Regions from separate parts of the Homo sapiens genome. Here all the other regions are linked to region 1. Evidence: chromatin contacts called from ENCODE Hi-C or POLR2A ChIA-PET data. All regions are on one chromosome and are shown on one strand. The core of a region is the stretch at or near the end of the contact, and the rest is flanking DNA. Distances in the headings are between cores, read along the strand shown. Region 1 overlaps UBE2F (ubiquitin conjugating enzyme E2 F (putative)). Region 2 overlaps LRRFIP1 (LRR binding FLII interacting protein 1). Region 3 holds the start of KLHL30 (kelch like family member 30).

Evidence for each region. Hi-C counts contacts between places; a loop is a spot of excess contacts on that map. ChIA-PET counts read pairs that join two places held with the same protein, here RNA polymerase II (POLR2A). Pooled maps may share reads with other maps.
Region 2: a loop to region 1 is called in a pooled map, with 5 times the contacts of the local background. The contact joins two enhancer-like sites. A Hi-C loop is called at or near these places in 2 of 50 pooled maps. POLR2A ChIA-PET finds 5 or more read pairs at or near these places in 2 of 52 experiments (HEK293 and activated CD8-positive, alpha-beta memory T cell).
Region 3: a loop to region 1 is called in a pooled map, with 2.7 times the contacts of the local background. The contact joins the promoter of KLHL30 here to the enhancer-like site in region 1. A Hi-C loop is called at or near these places in 2 of 50 pooled maps. POLR2A ChIA-PET finds 5 or more read pairs at or near these places in 3 of 52 experiments (WTC11 and activated naive CD4-positive, alpha-beta T cell).

What each region holds. Positions count from the first base shown.
Region 1 is chr2:237,996,584-238,001,069 of GRCh38, reverse strand. All of the region lies in intron 4 of UBE2F (ubiquitin conjugating enzyme E2 F (putative)), which reads right to left. All of the region lies in intron 4 of UBE2F-SCLY (UBE2F-SCLY readthrough (NMD candidate)), which reads right to left. Among named protein-coding and RNA genes, the nearest start is that of UBE2F, 32 kb to the right of the region's middle. Within about 2 kb of position 2,374, at least 4 of the 41 ENCODE cell types and tissues checked have a DNase peak (open chromatin) inside an H3K27ac peak, as active enhancers do.
Region 2 is chr2:237,750,790-237,755,275 of GRCh38, reverse strand. LRRFIP1 (LRR binding FLII interacting protein 1) reads right to left here. Exons shown (of 24, transcript NM_001137550.2): 14 at 4,005-4,076; 15 at 1,797-1,967. Among named protein-coding and RNA genes, the nearest start is that of RBM44, 46 kb to the left of the region's middle. RefSeq lists an enhancer at 2,146-2,195. Within about 2 kb of position 2,320, at least 3 of the 41 ENCODE cell types and tissues checked have a DNase peak (open chromatin) inside an H3K27ac peak, as active enhancers do.
Region 3 is chr2:238,136,843-238,141,328 of GRCh38, reverse strand. It overlaps KLHL30 (kelch like family member 30), which reads right to left and starts at 2,661. Exons shown (of 8, transcript NM_198582.4): 1 at 2,571-2,661; 2 at 1-644. The coding sequence starts at 574. RefSeq lists an enhancer at 1-405.

The DNA.
Region 1 (4,486 bases), core at 1,125-3,624:
AGAGTGAAACTTGACCTCAAAAAAAAAAAAAAAAAAGGCAAAACTCTATCTCAAAAAATAAAAAATAAAAGACAATCAATCATATTTTTAAATGGGCAAAATATTTGAAGACTCACTTGAACAAAGAAGATATACAGGTAGCAAACAAGCAAATGATAAGATCACCATCACTAGTCATTAGGGAAATGCAAGTTAAAGTTATAATGAGATATATACCTACTAGAATGGCTAAAATTGAAAAGAATGACAATACCAGTTGTCAGTAAGAATATAGAGAAACTGGAATTCTCATTCATTGCTAGTAGGAATGCAAAACTTTGGAAAACTTAATGGCGGTGGTTTTATAAAGTTAAACTTACTCTTACCACATGGCCCAGTAATTTAACTGCTTTGTATTTACCCAGAAGAAATAAAAACATACTGGCAAATGAAGACCTGCACATAAAAAATTTTAACAGCTTCATGTATAATAGCCCCAAAGTGGAAACAACACAAAGGTTCGTCCACTGGTCAACGGGTAAATAAACTGGTATGCGTCCATACAATAGAATACAATTCAACAATACAAAATACAGAATACTGATTAACAACATGGGTGAAACTCAAAAACATTACGTTAAGTAAAAGAATGTAACTTATATCTCAATCAACATTACTTTTAAAAACACTAAAATAGATACATACACACCAATGATCTAGGATCTACTTCAAGAAGCTAGAAAAAGTAAAGTAAAACCAAAGTATTAGGAAGGAAATAACAAAGAGCAGAAATAAATGAAATGGGCAAACAATTGAGAAAAAAGTCAGTTCTTTGCAAAAATCAACTGCATAAACCTTTAGCTAACATGATCAAGAAAAATGAGAAGCCACAAATTACTGTATCAGTAATGAAAAAGGCGACATCAATATAAGTCTTACAGATATTAGTAGACTAGTAAGAATATTCTGGGCTGGGCGCAGTGGCTCACGCTTGTAATCCCAGCATTTTGGGAGGCCAAGGTGGGTGGATCACGAGGTCAGGAGACTGAGACCAGCCTGGCCAACATCGTGAAACCTGTCTCTACTAAAAATATAAAAATTAGCTGGGTATGGTGGTGTGCACCTGTAATCCCAGGTACTCGGGAGGCTGAGGCAGGAGAATCGCTCGAACCTGGGAGGTGGAGGTTGCAGTGAGCTGAGATCGCGCCACTGCACTCCAGCCTAGGCGACACAGTGAGACTCCGTCTCAAAAAAAAAAAAAAAAAAAAAAGAACAACATCAAAATACTTAACATCTATGAATTTCAAAATAAGTACTATATAAAGCTACGACAATTAAAACAGTGTGGTACGGGCCTAAGGGTAAACACAGACCAATGGAACAGAATCAAGTCCAAAAAGCAGAACTACACATATACAGTCAATGCTGTTTGGTCAAGCTTTCAAGGTAATTCAATGAAGAAAGGAAAGTCTTTTCATTGAAACAGCTGGATATCTAGATAGATAAAGTAAATCTCAACCTCTGTCTTACTCCACATACAAAAATCAATTCAAGATGGCTGATGGACCTTAACATAAAACCTACCATCCTAAAGCTTCTAGGAAAAAAACATAGGAGCATATATTTATAAGTTTCAGGTAAGCAAAAATTTCTGGACAGGACATAAAAGGCACAAACCATTAAAAAACTGATAAACTGCACATCATAAAAATTAAAACTTCAGCCACATGTGGTGGCTCATGGCAGTAATCTCAGCACTTTGGGAGGCCAGGGTGGGCGGATCACTTGAGGTCAAGAGTTTGAGACCATCCTGGCCAACACAGCAAAACCCCGTCTCTACTAAAACTACAATGGATGAAACTCAAAAACATTACGTTAAGTAAAAGAGGCTGAGGCCTGAGAATCGCCTGAATCTGGGAGGCAGAGATTTCAGTGAGGTGAAGTTGCACCACTGCACTCCAGCCTGGGTGACAGAGCGAGACTCTGTCTCAAAAAAAAAAAATAAATAAATAAATAAAAGAAATTCCTCCTCAACAAAAGACAGCATTTTTAAAAATGAGCAGAAAAGTCACAGAATGGGAGAAAATATCTGCAGCTCATGCATCTGACAAAAGACTTGTATTCAGACCACAGCACAAAATAAAAAGTTTTTTTAGGGCAAAAGACTGGGGCACTTCAGAAAGGACGATGTATAAATGGCCCGTAAATACATGAAAAGATACTCTACATCATCTGTCACTGGGAAATGCAAATAAAAACCCCAATGATATACCATTTCACACCCAAATGTTGATATATGTGTAGAACAATGGAAACTTCTCATACAGTGCTGGTCAGGGTATGGCACAACCACAGTGGAAAGTTTCTTAAAAGGTTAAACATGTTATCTTTCCTATGACTCAAAAATTCCACTCTTAGGTAGAATTAAAGAGAAAGGAAAACTATGAACACGAAAAGCTTGTAAAAAAAAAAAAAAAAGCTCACGGCAGTCAAACCTCATAGCTTTTGGTTTATTGATACTAGCCAAAACCTAGAAACTACTCAAATGTCTATCACTAGGAAGATAAATTATGACATATTCATTAAAATTCCATAAAAAGGGAATAAACTACTGATTCACACAACATGTGTAAATTTAAAACTATGTTAAGTGAAAGAAGTCAGAGACAAAGAGTACATATATAAGATTCCATTTACATATAAAAAATTCAAGAACAAGAAAAACTAATTTATGGAAATAAAAATCAGAAAGGAATTTTGGATGGTGGTGTAGGGGGCAAGGAACTGGCTGCAAAGAGGCAGAAGGAAACTTTGGGAATGATGGAAATGTTTTTCATCTTTATTGGGGTTATGGTTACATATGTGTATACATTTTCCAAATGTAAGCTATACATTTCAAATTAGTACATTTTATTGTTTATAATTTTATACCTCAGTAAAACTGATTATAAAATTTTTAATTTAAATTTAAAAAATTGTCATTGTTACTTAAAGCCATGTTCCCTTCAGCCTAAAACCATCACCACCATCACAGCAGGGCAGGCTGAGGTGACCTTCATCAACATGTCAGCCAGGCCACTCACTGAACAGGTCCAGTTTTTCAAACTGTCCCACTAACTTCACAGAAGCCTCCACGGGATATTTCAGGCTATCTTTTACGTTTTTGTTTTGTTTCATTTCACTTATTACTACTTTTTCTTGTTTTGCGAGATGATGTGGACGCTTTTTTTCTAAATTCGGTCCCTTTCTTTTCCCCATCACCAAATTACATTTCCATGTTTTTCTCTAAAGAGTGTATTTATTCCCAAGCATGAGCAACCACTCCAAAAGCAAACAAAACTATCAAAATGTTAGCAAGTGTGAACAGGAGCCAGATAAAGAGGTGTGAGCTGAAAATGCAGACGCAATTCTTCCACTCTTGACCATTCTAACCCCCAGATCATAGATATTAGTGAGTTTTCAGCCCTAGCTCCAGGATTACTGGCTACAAATGAGTCCATTTCAAAATCATTTTATTTCATATATTGTTAAAACTTCACAACTTAGACATATCACTGTAATTTGTTTTCAATATGAAGAGGAGCAGGATTCTAAAATTTTTTTTAAAAACCATGATATGAAGCAAGTTTTTCCGGTTGGCATATCTCGGCCACACTTCTCTTAATAATCAAAGGGCAGGCATCACCACAGCTTTCTAATTCACAGACATCACAAAATAAGGGCATATACACAGTATCTAAAAAGCATGCTGTGCACAGCTCAATGTTAATGTCCCTGAAGTACACTTATTAAAAATATGAATATTCAGGCATTAAGTATTTACAGGTACCAAGACACAAGTTACTTTTTATTTATTTTTTTTATTTTTTTTGAGACAGCTCTGTCGCTCAGGCTGGAGTGCACTGGGCCAATCTCAGCTCACTGCAACCTCCACCCCCTGGGTTCAAGCAATTCTCCTGCCTCAGCCTCCTGAGTAGCTGGGATTACAGGCACGCACCACCACCACACCGGGCTAATTTTTTTGTATGTTTAGTAGAAACGAGGTTTCACTATGTTGGCCTGGCTGGTCTCGAACTCCTGACCTCAAGTGATCCACCCACCTGGGCCTCCCAAAGTGCGGGAATTACAGGCATGAGCCACCGGGCCCAGCCACAGGTTACTTTTTAATCTGATAGAACAGTGAGTACAAAAACTGTAACAATTATGCTCCATTTTCAAGGACAATTCTAAGACCAACATCAAAGATGCTGTCATATATACAATAATCACAACATTAAAGTGATTCAGTAAAAAATTTCAGTTAAAAAATAAGGGGGGCTGGGCGCAGTGGCTCACACCTGTAATCCCAGCACTTTGGGAAGCCGAGGCTGGCAGATCACCTGAGGTTAGGAGTTTGAGACTAGCCTGGCCAACACAGTGAAATCCCATCTCTACTAAAAATACAAAAATTAGCTGGGCATGGTGGCGCATGCCTGTAATCCCAGCTACTCAGGAGGCTGAGGCAGGA
Region 2 (4,486 bases), core at 1,071-3,570, 250 kb after region 1:
GGAGCAAATGGAGAGCCTGCAAAACCTAGCTGCTCCTCAGGCCTGGCCTCCCCACCTGAGGCTCAGCCCAGGAAGCTGGCAGCTCGGCTCTGCTGTGTTCCTGCCCAGTCACAGCAGCGCAATCCCTGGTGACGGCCTGAGACCCAACTCACTTTGCTGACAGCTTACAGGCCTGCAGGACGCTCCTTCCCTAGACCTGTCAGGCGGGTGATCTGAGATGGGATCTGGCCTGAGCTTCTGCTCACCCTGGCACTTCTGTTCGCCCACTTCCTTTAGCTTGGGGGTGGCTGGTGCCCTCCTGGCTATGACAAGGGCCCTCCTGTGGGGCTTTGCATGGCCCCTGTGTCCATCTCGGGACAGCATTCTAGCACCATCCAGCTTCTCTGGAGTGAGACTCGGGAGTTTTCAGTCCACTGAATGATGCCTAATGACAGCATTCCAGGAGGAATGCATATGCATTACAGGCCCCCACCCGAAGGGGGGCTGGGCTGTGCTCTCCACTCCTCCGTTCCCACATGACATCAGTCTTGTGAAAAGCTCCCCTCTTGCAGAGTTCAGCTATAAGGAACTTTGTGCGTAAAATGTTCTTCAGCTTCCAACTCAATTCTATAGCAGTCGAAGAAGCAGGCCTGAAGGTTGTCAAGGGTACCTTGGTTTTAACCCTTTGGATTTAGAGGATAATAGCCAGTTAAAAACAACAACAACAACGACACTCACACATTACATTTTCTGTTTTTCTCAGAATCTCTGAAAAATTGGACAATTCCTAAAAGTATGAAAAAAGTATTCCTTGCTTTCTATCTAAAGAACATCCAAGCCCAGCCTTCGTGGAATCAGTCCGCTGTCATTACTTATCTTAACACATGACTCATGCTTGAGACTCTCAATAGAAATTATATCTGATCTCAGCTATTAACAAACTAGTTCCAGTGGTTCCTAATGAAAGCTCAGATAAGACTATCTCTCTCTCTGAGCTTGGTGATATATTTAATTCTTAAGTAGAGTAACTGTGTCTTTTCCCAATCAGCAGAAAATAATATAATTTTCTTAAAATCTTTGATACTCATAACTATTTCCCTATGGTGTTGAGAGAGAACAAAATAAAAATCAGAAAATACATATGAATAGGAAAATCTTGAAGCATCTGATCGCACCTTATCTGAGCATGGTGGCTCTTTCATAGGTATGTTTTTTCATGGTTTTGCTTTTAGCTTAGATGTTCTCCTAGAAAAACTGTCTCCAGTTTACATGTTGAAATTATACGTATCAATATTTCAAGTCACTTGGCAAAGAGTATGGTACTTTTATTCTCAGATGTTTGGATTTCCTGGATAAGCGGAGAGCCATTGTTTAAAAATATAAAAATACATAATGTAAATTATACATTATATATACATACATACACACGATATATCCACACATACATACATACATACACACACACACACACACACCCTACCATTCCCTTTTTTTTTTTTTTTTTTTGAGACAGTGTCTTCTCTGTTGCCCAAGCTGGAGTGCAGTGGTGTCAACACAGCTCACTGCAGCCTCAACCTTCCAGGCTCAAGTGATCCTCCCACCTCAGCTTCCCAAGTAGCTGGGACTACAGCCATGTACCACCTGGCTAATTGTTTTAATTCTTTTTAGAAATGATGTCTCGCCATGTTGCCCAGGCTGGTCTCGAACTCTTGGGCTCAAGTAATCCTCCCACCTTGGCCTCCCAAAGTACCAGAATTACAGGCATGGGCCACTGCACGCAGCCTATTGTTAACATTCTGTATCATACTAATGCTTACTTTGTTTTTCTCTTCGTACTGCCGCCTAGATTCAGCCAGCTGTTCTTCAAGCTCCAGCAACATATCTTTTAGGGTATCAACCTGGTACATGAAGTTTGTCTTTTCATTGTCTAGCTGAGCATTGGAAACCATAGCCTTCTTATATTTCTCTTCAACTTCTGCTAGAGAGTCCTGTGGAAAGCAGGTCATATTTTTGAAATTGCAATAAAAAAATCAAAACAAAGAATCATTCAGTATTCTGTTAAAAAAAAACCCTCAGTCCTAAACTTAGACTATATTTCTTAGAGCAAATGGATCAGAAGAAGAAACACATGGCAATTTCAAATGCATGGAAATCCCCCTTTTCAATTTGGTCAAATTCTCATTGCTCAGAAAATTCACTATTAAAAGCAATGGACACACTCATTAGAACAAACGAGATACCAGTATGGAAAGGGATGTGGTCACAGAGGCAGTAGAGTCTCTGGCCCCACTCAGTAGCTGGGGAATCCCCCCAGCACGGCGTCCTAGGGCTGGGTGTCAGGCTGTTCAACAGATTTCTGAAGAATCACTCGAGGCGTGTGACCAGCCCTTGTGAAAGAGCCAGTGTGTGATGGCTGAGATAATTACATAGGGCCACAAGCCAGTGACTGCCAACCAGCCCTACTCTGGCTTATGAACCAGGAAAGGAGCAGTAGTGAGTTCAGATTTTTGACTCATAGGAAAATGGCAGGCAGATCTCACTGGGTAGGTCCTGGAAAGACAAAGGTCATTCCCTTTGAAGGACAGTCCAGAGAAAGAGGCCTGTAAAATACGCATGGCGATGCCCTCACGTGCCTCACACCCTTGCAGGTCCCCAAACATGAGGAGGGGAAGGCGATTCCAAAACAGAGAGGCAGAACCTTCAGGGCGCATACATGCAGAGCTAAAGGCAGCGGCAAGAGCTGCCAGTTCAGGTGCAGCAGAGGCTACCAGGGGGCTGGAGGGACCAGTGCTGGTCTAGCTCTGTACCTCCACACCAGGACAGCTGCTTCACGTGGGACCAGCGGGTCTCCGGTTGGTTCAGTGGCTCCCCAGCAGCATTTTTTCTTTTTTGAAACAGTGTCTCGCTCTGTCACCCAGGCTGGAGTGCAGTGGCACGATCTCGGCTCACTGCAGCCTCCACCTGCCAGGTTCAAGTGATTCTCCTGACTCAGCCTCCCAAGTAGCTGGGATTACAGGTGCGCACCACCACACCTGGCTAATTTTTATATTTTTAGTAGAGACGGGGTCTCACCATGTTGGCCAGGCTGGTCTCAAACTCCTGACCTCCGGTGATCCACCCACCTCGGCCTCCCAAAGTGTGGAATTACAGGCGTGAGCCACCACGCCTGGCCAAGTGGCTCCTTTTCGCATGAATTGAAAGCCAGAGTCTTATTTTTCCCCCTTTCAGGAAAGGTGGCAGATATGAAGATAGTGAATTAGTCATGATCGATGTCACCTCCTCTGTCTGGTGCCCTTTGATATTAAATTCAAATGATCTTGCAGGTACTTTCTAGGGGGCTGAAAAGGAAGTAACAGATACGCCACCCACTTCCAGATCCATGATCCGCTGCTGCCTAAGGAAGACAGTCACTGATTGCCCACCTTACTGTCAAGGAACAGGGCAACCACATCTCCTGGCTGGTGCAATGAAGTCACTGCACACTCTAAAAGCAGTGTGCACACGCTCCAAGAAAGCCAATGCCATAGTCAGTCTTTACTTCAATTAGTAGCATTTTACAGGGTGCAAATAATTGGGATGTTTCAAAAGTGTGGCATGTGAGGACGGCCTTATTAGTAGACATCAGATATTTTGAGAAGCAAATCAACTGAAGCATTTTTGTATACAACTACTACAAAAAGTGAAGAAAACCAAGAACCTTCTTCAAGTGTCTGGCACACGCCTATGGGAAATGAGAAACTGGTTTTAAGCCTGGGGGAAGGATGGTAAGTCTAAGGCATGCATCAGGGAGTATGTTAGTAACCTTTTCTACTGGGCAGTTACATTTTCAATCTTGGTTCAAACAATGCATTTGGGAAAATGGTGAGTGTACACCCATGCCGGCACTCCTGCCATTGTGAGTTCTTCTACACCCTGGAGCCTATTTACAGTAAGCATGCACTTTGAATTTCTTCTTTAGGATGTTGTTTTTTTTTTTAAGTTAAGTTGGGTTAATATCGTGAGACCACACGTCTGTGAATTGGTACCTTCATCTCTTTCAATCCCTGCATGTATTTGCCTTCTACATCCTGAATCTGGTCCTTTAACTCATTGAGTTCCTGGGGGAAATGGCAAAAAAGGCAGATGATGTCAAGGGAAAACAGGTGATTCCCTAAATCTTTTATACTTCAGGGTAGTTTCTATTTGGGTAGTCTGAGCACCCAATTTTCTTTTTTATTTTATTAAGCGTTAAGGGAAAATAAACTTCAATATTTAAAGATTAAAGTTCAGGTGTATCCCATATGATATTTTTACATGATTTTATACAATTTTAGTGTATCTCATATGATTTTACACAGTTTAAAAAACAGACAAAATAGAGCCTCGGAAAACGGTACAGGTTATTTCAACTCCTATTTAGTAATTCATTCAAGCACTAGGAGTTCCTACTCTGTGCAATGTACAGTAAGATGCTAGAGGCAAAAATCAGTAGCACTTTTTCCCTGCATTTATGGAGCTCCAAGTCTCT
Region 3 (4,486 bases), core at 1,412-3,911, 140 kb before region 1:
GCTGTACCTGCAGCAGGTCGCCGGCCAGACAAGTGACCAGCCGCTCTCGGGGAAGCTGCAGGAACTCGTCCTCACGTGCCACAGCCTCAAAGTTCTCTCGCAGGAAGGCCCAGGCCTTGGCAGCCACGCCCAGCAGCCCTTGCTGCTCCCCGAACTCACAGATGCCCAGGCAGTTGGCGGCATCCAGTTGCTGCTGCAGGTAGCGGCCGCAGACCTTCTGCACCGAGGGGAAGTGCAGGCGCGCAGCCGTGCGTGTCAGCGCCTCCACGTTGCCCTGCGTGATGGTCAGCCGGCCTGTGTACACGAAGTCCACCAGTTGTCCCACCACGGCGGGCTCCACGTCCCGCAGCTCCACGCGCGCAGAGAAGCTCTCGGCGAAGTCACCCGCAAACATGGCATGGAAGTAGGGGCTGCTGAGCGCCAGGAGGCCGCGGTGGCATGGCAGCTCCCGGCCGCCCACCAGCAGTGTGACGTCGGCCAGCTTGGGCTGAGAGCGCAGGCGCTGCAGGCCATCCAGCATGTCCTGGGCATGCGAGGGCAGGTGGAAATCCAGGTCATCCACGTTCCGCACCATGACGCCGTGCCCAGGGGACCTCAGTAGTCCACCCACTCAAGGGAAGAAGTGCCTGGAGCCGCCCGAGCTCCTAGGAGAGAAGAGAGCAGGGTCAGCCAAGTGGGGATGGTCTCATCCTCCTGAGCAACCCACCCGGTCTGTCCATCAGCCCTTTCCACCCCTTGATAAACACAGGATGGGCATCGACCATATGCCAGTCACTTTACCCCCCATCTGCCTCAAGCCACCCCCAGAACCCTGCAAGGTAGGGCAGGTGTCATTCCCATTTGCAGTGAGGAAATTGAGGTTCAGAGAGGGTGGGAGACCTACCCATGGCCAGGCATTCAGGGCAGAACAGGGTTGGCAAAAGAACCCATGCCCTGGGTGTCATCTGCAACCCTGGGCTACACTGAGCCCACCCCCCAGGGACCCCGGAGACACCCAAACTCCCGGGAGGCGTCCTCCGTCCCAGATCCCACATTGCTGGGGAGGCCATTTGGGGGCTGCAGCAGCTCCTGCTCCCGCGGTGCTCCCAGGTGCCAGGCCACGTGCCAAGCATGCAGAGAAGCTGTGCATTCACCACTCAGCCCCACAACAGTCCTGGAGGGTGGGTGCAATCATTGCCTCTTTTACAGCTGGGGAGACTGAGGCACAGAAGGTTTCAGTCACTTGCCCAAGATCACACATTTAGGAAGTGGTGGAGCTGGAATTTGAACTCAGAGCTAGGCTTGGGGGCCCAGGCTCTGAACCCTGCATTCCACGTGGCCGGGTGGAGGCTGCTAAACAGAAACGGCCAGCCAAAGGCAGCGTTCTGGAGGGTTTCGCGTCACCACGCCCGCATGGTTGAAGTCAGCAAGGCCGCTTTCAGGCTCATGTAATTATGTGCATGTGGTTTATGTCCTTCTGGTATCGCACCCTAAGACAACCATCCCTAGGAGAGATCAAGTCTGTGCACAAGCCTTCGACCCGGGTCACCCCAGGGCGAAAGGCTGCGCAGCGGAGAGGCCGTTCGCCCGCTAGGGGGCGCCTCGCGGGGCCATCCCGGGCAGGAGAGGCGGCCGCGCGTCCACAGGTACAAAATGCGTGGGAACGCCACGCATGGAAATGACAAAGCTCAGCTGGAGAACCAGGAGGCCAAGAATCTGGCCCGGGCAGCCACGGTGCAGGTACAGGTGCAGGCGATGGGAGCTAGGGCTCCCCGACTTCCCGACCCCGGTGCCACCTCTTGACCCCAGAGCGGGGAAGCACCTGGGAGCCCACAGGGCCTCGCGGACCAACCCGGGCTCGCGCACAGGGCAGCTCACGTGGCCGGGGCCCCACACCCCAGCATCCCGGCCGGTACACGAAGTACCCACCCAACACTGCATGCATGGGGTTCCTGCCTGGCCCCTCCCCAGGAGGCGCTGGCCCCGGTGAAGGCGGCTCTGCCCTCCCTGGGCAGCCGGGAGATGAGCTGGGGCCTGAGTAGGTGACAGGGCTGTCCCTGGGCCACCGCCTGCAGGCCTCACATTCCCGTCATTGTTGTGCTCCCTTGGGCCAGCTGCTGCCGGGCGATGGGCAGGCACGCATGAGCGCCCCCACTTCCCCTGGGGGCCTCGGGGTGCCTGCTGACACCTGTCACCCTGCAGTCCCTGCATGGGTCGGGGCTTCCTGAGGGTCTCAGAGCCTCACCCCAGTGCCTGCCCAGGCCCGGAGTGAGGAAGCCGAGTGGGCAGGACAACAAAAGGCCTGAGCCCAGCCAGGCTGGCGACTGTGGCTGAGTGGCCCTGGCTGCCATCTGAGGGGTGGCCCAGCCTCCCCCTCCCACCTCTCCGGCTGGGACATGGAGGGAAACCTGTCTCCTGAGCCCCCACCCTGAGGAGCCTGGCTTGGCCGCTGGCAAGGGCCAGGGGGCGTCTCCAAAGCACCCTGCTGTGATCCCTGGCCTCGGGGGCCTAACCCACCCTCCCCGCTGCTCCTGGCTGGGTTCCCCCTGCCCTCTCTGCTGTCCCCTGCCCCAGAGCCCCCTGGATCCTACCTCTCACTCAGCCTGGACCTCGAAGCTGAGAACACAGACCCGAGAGAGCAGGACTGCCTAGCCGGCAGCCAGGGGACACGGAGGCCTGCAGGGCGGGGCAGGGCTGGTCTGGTGGCCACGTGGGGAGGGTATTTTTAGCCTCTGTCTGCAGGGCGAGGGGAGGGTCAGGCAGTGAGGGCTGGGCTGGTGGGGGAAGGAGTGAGATGCCGGCTCCTTGGTGACTGTTAGCTCAGAAAGCCCACTGAGGCCTTCCAGGGACTTGTGGCCTAGGACAGACATCAGGAAGGGCTCCAGGGCAAGGACAGGTGAAAGCTGTCGCGGTTGGGCTGGCTGGTGGGGGCAGGGATGCAGCTTCCCCACCTGTTTCCTCGTCTACAAGTTGAGTACAGTGGAGCCCGTGGTGGGGGCCTGGGGTCACAGAGACCCTCAGCCCAGGGCCAGGACACCGACAGGTGCTGCCCTCGCTGTTGATGTCAGCGGCACCTATGTGTCCTCTTGTTCTGTTGTCACGTGGGAAAACGTGATTATCATGAATAAGCACAGGTTGGTCAGCAGAGGCTTTCCGAGCTTGGGGTCCATGGTGGCGGTAGGGAAACTTTGCCCAGAGAGGGGAGGTGCCACACTCAGTTGCCCCGCCCAGCTAGCGTGGATAGGGGAGATCTTGGGGCTCCTTGCCCTGCTACCCCATGGCCTTGGCCTCGGGGCTGCCCAGGACGGCTAAGAAACAGGGTCACCTAAAAATACAGCAGTGGACTATCAGCCTCCCGTCCAGCACTTGGTTCACGGTAGTCGCAGGGGGAAGCTCTCACGCCTGGGACTGAAATGGGCTCAGAACCACAGGCCCTGACCAAGGTCAGGTGGGTTGAGTTGGGGACCCAAGAGGCCACTGGACATTTCTCACACCAGTGACCAGAGCAGAGCTTTGTGGCTGAGGGACTTCAGGTGCATGGGAGAGAAGCCCTCAGCCCTCAGCCCTCTACCCATCGGCCATGTGGGCCTGAGCAGTATGACCATTTCCAGGTGTGCTGCGACCTGGAGGAACTGGGGAGTATTGGGTCTGGCTGTGGCCTCTTGATGCTACTAGGGATTGTCCTAATGCTCTTACAGACCAGAGAGGTCCAGGCGGCCCCCAGGGAGACAGAACCCCACTCCTGGTCCTGAGATGCACACAGCCTATGGAGGGGAAGCTCACCTACAAATTACTGCCAAGTCTGCAAGGTGCCCTTAGGGTTACCTTCCATAGAGATTCCCTGAGTCCATGCTTCCTCTACAGCCCAGCCTGGCCCAGCCATAGCCCAGCCATAGCTCAGCCCAGCTCAGCTATTGCCCAACCATAGCCCAGCCATAGCCCAGCCCAGCTCAGCTATTGCCCAACCATAGCCCAGCCATAGCCCAGTCCAGCTCAGCTATTGCCCAACCATAGCCCAGCCATAGCCCAGTCCAGCTCAGCTATTGCCCAGCCATAGCCCAGCCATAGCCCAGCCCAGCTCAGCCATAGTCCAGCCGTAGCCCAGCCGTAGCCCAGCCCAGCCTGGCCCCTGCTCCTGCTCTTTCCCCTGCTCGTGTCCCACACTGTCCCAGGGTTTTTCCCCAGCCTTGGGCATCAGCCTCATGTTGTGTGGGGGACCCTCATGGAGGACCCCAACTCTCGCTGTGTCCAGGACCACTATGGGGTGGGCGCTAGAGTGTTGGGTTTCCGTACTGTCCCCCTTGTTTGCAGTCCTGGCTCGGGCTGGAGGAAATGAGGACAGGGGATTCTGATGACAGGCTGCTGTCACGGGGAGCTGGCTCTGCTCGGGGAACAGCACTGCTTGCCAAGTGTGGAGGCCTCACAGCAGCCGTCGTGGGGCTCGGAGCCCCAGCACCTCAGATGACAGGTCAGTCTGGGAAACTCAACACCGGGGGCGCAAAACAGA